2 separate regions of the Homo sapiens genome follow, and region 1 is linked to region 2. A link is a loop called in an ENCODE intact Hi-C map of the cell type or tissue named here. Cell type or tissue: heart right ventricle. All regions are shown on one strand. Each heading gives the region's core, and the rest is flanking DNA. Links, peaks and the distances in the headings are about the cores only. Region 1 overlaps WWC3 (WWC family member 3). Region 2 overlaps WWC3 (WWC family member 3).

Region 1 (2,916 bases), core at 126-2,625, 52 kb after region 2:
AGCAGAGAACGGGTCCCTGAGCTCCCTGAAATTAGAAAGAAAAATTGATAAGCACAGTACATGGCATTCATCAGATTCCCAGGGATGTTGATCACCCCAAAAAAACGAAGCTCAGAAGTTCTTTTAGAGAGACTCCTCGTTCCTCTGTCAAAGTTTAAAATAGTAGTGAATGTGCCACAAACCTGTCACACTAATCCTGAAAAGCCATTTGGAATAATCATTTAAAATCTGTGTTTTTGCCCAAGGTATTTATTTAGAATATGCATAGGAATTGAACTGGCTCTTGTCTTCAAGTCCAATTCTATAAGTCTAGAATGTAGGGCAATGAGTAATTACACCTAGAACTCAATCTAAACGTTGCAACCATGTATTAATATAGTGTGAGTGTCCCGACTGTTAGTGATAGAGCCTCGGAACTAATCATTCTTAAATAACATTTGTAATTTCCTTGTGGAAATGTGAAGTCCTCTTAAGAATCAAAAAAAAAAAAATTATACATTGTCAGTCTTTTTATTGTCTCTAACACAAAACTATCATAATTAATGGACAAATTCCCAGACTAATATAAAAAGCAAACAGCTCCTCAAATGTATTTCAAGGAAAAAAGGGATGTTTAGAGGCTTTATGAATGGCAGTAAATCCGTAAGACACTTGACCATGGATGCCTGTAGGTGTTTTTTTGCGGGGGAGGTGGGGAATGACCACAGAGAATCAGATGCAGGTAAACCCCTGTGCCTGAGGAGTGCAAAGCTGCATTGACAGAAGACCGCCAGCCTCAGAGTCTTCAATCTGAAACACGAAGAGCACACCACCAAGATCTGTCTCACTGCTTCAGTGGTGACAAGGTGTAGCACTGTCCTCTAGCCCTCAACCATGTCCATCTCACTGAGACTTTTCTACCTTGCCATGAGCCTCCCAGGACACAATTCCCCTCATTGGCACCTACACCTTCCTGAACGTCCACCTGAAAAGCCAGGTTCCAGCATGTTCTCCAGGGCATAGCTTTTCACAGTGAAGCAATGGGCCAGCCAGCCTGAGAGAGCTGGGGGAGCCTGTTCACAGCCAACTCGCCTGAGTTTGAAGGTCAGTGTTACTGATATCCCAGCAGGGATATCACTCAGGTCATAAAACCCCAGTGAGAAATATGCCAGATGCATCTTTTAATTGTCACAATGAAACGGTACTACCCCATCAGTGAAGCCAATACTTAAAGGCTGCCTCCTATGAGTCGGTATTTGTTACCCAAAGCAATGGAGCAGCAACAGTGCTACATATCCACCAAACCCCTGCTTCCTCTTCCTCTTGGGCCCACAGAGAGATCACACTTCACAGTCTCTCTCCCTTGCAGCTGGGTGGCACCATGTGACTGGGCTCTAGACAATGGAATGTGGGCAGAAGCAATGTACACCCCTTCCAAGGCTTGTCCCAGAAGCTTCTGGCAGGATTCCCCATGCCTTCTCTCTTCCCTTGCCTGTGGGCCCAAAGCAAAGAACCCACTGGAGGACAGCAAAGCCTCAAAAAATGGGCAAGCCACACCACAGAAGCAGCCTGGGTCCACCCTCCACGCCCCAACCAATACTAAACTTACATGAGTGAGAAACTTCTATTCTGCTAAGCAATAAGACTTTGGAGCTGTTAGTATAGTTAGCTGGCTAACCCACTTGGAGATCTGGACAAAGGAAGGAAATAATCAGAATTTGTGAAAAGTCTGAATATTTCATCTCATTTGATGACATGAGCATCTTTAGTGATTCACAAAAAAGTTATCCAAGTATAGACATGTTTTGGAGAGAACTGGTTTGTCCTTCCCCACTATGGAGTCCTGCGGGGCAGGGGTAAGAAAGACCACTGCCCACATTTCCATTACGGACAGTGCTTCTTGCTTTATAGCATAGTCATCATTTGACAGGCTACCTCCCCTAACAGTCTGTGAGTTCCTTGGAAGAAAGGATTCACCTTTCTAAGCCAGAGCCCTCAAACACAAGAGTCCTTCATTAAAGTGCATGATAAATTAATCCGGCCAATTTCAGGAACTGATACCATAGAAAAACCAGTTTGGAGCCAATTAACACTTAAGAAAGAACTGGAAGGGGACAGAAGGGCATTTTAACTTGACTGAGATCACAAGGCCTAGATTATAAGAAATGCAGGACTCGGGAGGCCAGAGCACTACAGGGTCATTCCTCACTCGGACAGCTCTTTTTTTAGACAGATCTATCCTTGGAAGGAAGGTGACTTTCATCAGCTACCAGAGCTTGATGCAACATCCCTGAGTACCTCCCCTAGGTCTTTTGTTCTGAGTTTGCACTGACCATGCCACCTTCTGATCTACAATCTGGTTTCCTGAATGTGGGTCTGCCCACCAGAAAGGGAGTGTCCAGAGAAGATAAAGAGACAAGATCTTAGCAAGATGTTCTATCCTCCAGCAAAGAATAAACTGTTCTAGGAAAATCAGTCCAGGAGGTATTCAAGAAAACCAGCAAACCCCTGGGGCTCTGCAGCCCCAGTGATCCTACCGGTTCTCAGGCATGTTCAGGCATTGGTGCAATGGAAGTCCAAACACCTGAAAAATGCCACCCAGTAATGACTGAATACATCTAAGGTCCCTCGGTACATATTTTATTGAATCACAGACATAGATGGGAACAATTATTTAAAACTTTAAGGGAGAAAAACTTCAAACTGAGGAAACTATACTTTAAGTACTTCCTAGAGGTTGAGCATAGGCAAATGACTCAGTCTCACTGTGCCTCCATTTTCTCCGTTTTACTATAAGGTGATGAGGCAGAAGGCCTGAGACTATTATCAAGGTTTCTGGAATGTATTACATTCTCCAGTAATGCCTGTTTTCCTTCCATTTTATTTTTTTCCTCTAAAGACTGGAAGAATGTCGCTATTATTTTGATTTAGCAGCAT
Region 2 (2,916 bases), core at 308-2,807:
CACAGATGTACTGAGTTTCAATGCACCTTCTTCTACATCCACGCCAAACAGCTGATCCACTGGTTGGAGCCTCGCTCCTGTGAGTGCTGTTGTTCCAATTTTGGGTATTAAAGGAAAAACAATTTCCAGAAAGGCTTTTCTTTGAAATATCATTTCAGTGAAATTAAATACATGGAAGTAAAGCAAGGTCATGGTTAAAGTTTGCAAAACAAAATAACTTTCCCGAGTTTTTTGTAAAGAGAACTAATAGCAGCTTAAAATTAGAGAGGATTTTTTTTTTTTTCTGTGAGCCAACTATATTCTTCAGTGATTTTTATTTTTGAGGGGTAATGCATTTTATGGCCTATATAAAATCTCTCCCAAATGCCTTTAAAAGCCTTAAAATATATGCCCCCGTGTCCTGATAGTGAAGAAAGCAAATGTTCAATCAAGCATGCAGGTTTCTTATTTATTATGTGTTTCCCAAATTCTATTCCCTGAGCAGGTCTAATGTAGACAGACATAAAATATGAATCATTTTTCCCTTATGATTTTTGCTCAAACACTTTTCTGTTACAACCCAGGCACCATTAAACCATGCATTTATGCCGCAGAAACTATTTAGACTCTCACAATTCACATGAAAATCTTAAATACGATTTGCATTTTTATAGGAAAACAATGCACTTTCAATAATAAAAAGTTCTGAGGCATATCAAGAATAATCCCTAATTATTTGAATTTATACCAAAAATCTGCAGTCTACAATATCATTTCTCATGGTCCTAAAATCCTGCTGCTTTCTGGAATAGCAAGCAGAACTCTGGACAGCCCACGGTCCTATCCCATGGTGATGAGTCGTGAGGGATCCCAATGGCACATTCCAGGACGCGGGGTCAGCTTAGAGCCTCATACCTTCAGATTGCAATTACGGCTACAGGTTCGATACTCCTTACATTTTCTCTTAGTTTTCTTGTTGTAAATACCCATTTAAATAAAAAGCAAAGGTTAAAGAAAACAGCTGAGATGTAAGTCAGATGGACAATGAAATCACTTCAGCTGATTGAACTAAACCAGCGTCCATTCTACTCAACTCTTTATGTCAGAAGTTTGAGAAGTCTGAATCTAGAATATGTGGGATAAGAAAGGTCTACTAATACACCAATATCTCACCCCGTCCTCAGCTTCCCAGCCCTGACATCTTCTCCCTTTGCAACAGACAGATCTTCAGAGAGCAACTTCATCAAATAAAAAGCAGTGAGTCTACAGGCTTCTCCGTGTTGACCAGAATAGGGAAGACAGAGCCACAGTGGCAAAGATGCTTTTCCTTATTTCTCACAACTGTGCCCCACCCCTAAAACCCAGATAGGAAGTCATTTGAGAAATGAAAAAATCCAAGTGATTGATCAAATTCAACTGGAATCATAACACTACACTGATCCTCGACAACTGATGAACAGCAGGACTGATCCTGGCAACAAAAACTAAGAGGCAGAGAAACTGGATGGACCGAATGTTTTGTTCCTATCTGGACTGAGAGTGTTTCTATGGTAACAGCTACAGTTTGTGCACAGTTCTGGAACAAGCGCCCTTAAGTTAAAAATAAGGAGCCATCTGCGTCATCGGGATTGCTTCAAGAAGACTTGCTCTTTCAACTTCACTTTTAAAATTTCTGAAATTTTAAAATCAATAGTGTGAATATTCCTATCATTAGGTCTGCCTTGGGAATCCGAAGAGGCGCTCCTGAGGCAAGGTGCAAGCAGTCCTTTTGGTACGCTTCACAGGACCCACAGTTAAAAACACAAAACTAGTCATCATGATAGTGGTCGTTTGGCCAGAGAATTCTCTAGAAATCACATCACCACTCAGAATTATGAGTTCCACTTCCACAAACTTCCTTTAAATCTGAATATATATGAAATCCAGCTGAGTGGGGTGGCTCACACCTGTAATCCCAGTACTTTGGAAGGCTGAGGTGGGTGGATCACTTGAGGTCAGGAGTTCGAGACCAGCCTTGGCCAACATGGTGAAACCCCGTCTCTACTAAAAATACAAAAATTAGCCAGGCATGGTGGCACGTGCCTGTAATCCCAGCTACTCAGGAGGCTGAGACACAAGAATCGCTTAAACCCAGGAGGCAGAGGTTGTAGTGAGTCAAGATCACGCCACTGTACTCCAGCACTCCAGCACTCCAGCACTCCAGCCTGGGTGACAGAGCGAGACCCTGTCTTCAAAAAAAAAAAAAAAAAAAGGAAAGAAAAAAAATCTGAATGTATATATATATATGAAATCCCTCATTGTCCAGAATTCGGCATTTTTGACAATTTCCCACATCTTAAAAATAATCTCAAATATATATGTGCAAGGAAAGACGTCCAAAATGCCTAAGGCATAAAATCCTCCACTGTTCAGAAGTGGCAAAGCACAGGAGGTTCTGCAGAGGATATACATGATGGTTTACTTTGTGTGTCAACTTGCCTGGGCTAAAGCTTGCCCAGATAGCTGGTACAAACATTATCTCTGAGTGTGTCTGGGAAGGAATTTCTGGAAGAGATAAGCATTTGAATCAGTGGACTGAGCAAAGAAGATCCACCCTCACCAATGTGGGTGGGCACCATCCAATTCATTGAGGGACTGAATAGAGCAAAAGGGTGGAGGAAGGGTGAATTCTGTCTGTCTTCTTGAGCTGGGACATCCACCTTCTGCCCTCAGACACCAAAGCTCCTGGTTCTCAGGCCTTCAGACTCTGGGACTTACACTATGACCACCCACCCACCCACCCCACTCCACACCCCACCCCACCCCCAGTTCTCAGGCCTTCAGACTTGGACTGAATGAGACCACTGGCTTTCCTGGGTCTCCGGCTTGCAGATGGTGGGACTTCCTGGCCTCCATAATTGCGTGAGCCAATTCCTATAATAAAATAATCTCTCTCCC

What was found. A loop is a pair of places that touch in the nucleus more often than their neighbours do. Peaks named below come from ENCODE experiments on the same cell type or tissue, not always from the same donor. Only the 100,000 strongest peaks of a DNase experiment are listed, where the experiment ranks them.
Region 1: a loop joins it to region 2, with 6 times the contacts of the local background. A loop is called at or near these places in 9 of 110 quality-filtered maps.

Annotation. Positions count from the first base shown.
Region 1 is chrX:10,051,575-10,054,490 of GRCh38, reverse strand. All of the region lies in intron 2 of WWC3 (WWC family member 3), which reads right to left. Among named protein-coding and RNA genes, the nearest start is that of WWC3, 38 kb to the right of the region's middle. In heart right ventricle, for the core only: no CTCF peak of the experiment used is centred there; a DNase peak (open chromatin) is centred at 1,439; H3K27ac peaks cover 2,500 bases.
Region 2 is chrX:10,104,049-10,106,964 of GRCh38, reverse strand. All of the region lies in intron 9 of WWC3 (WWC family member 3), which reads right to left. Among named protein-coding and RNA genes, the nearest start is that of CLCN4, 51 kb to the left of the region's middle. In heart right ventricle, for the core only: no CTCF peak of the experiment used is centred there; a DNase peak (open chromatin) is centred at 1,565; H3K27ac peaks cover 351 bases.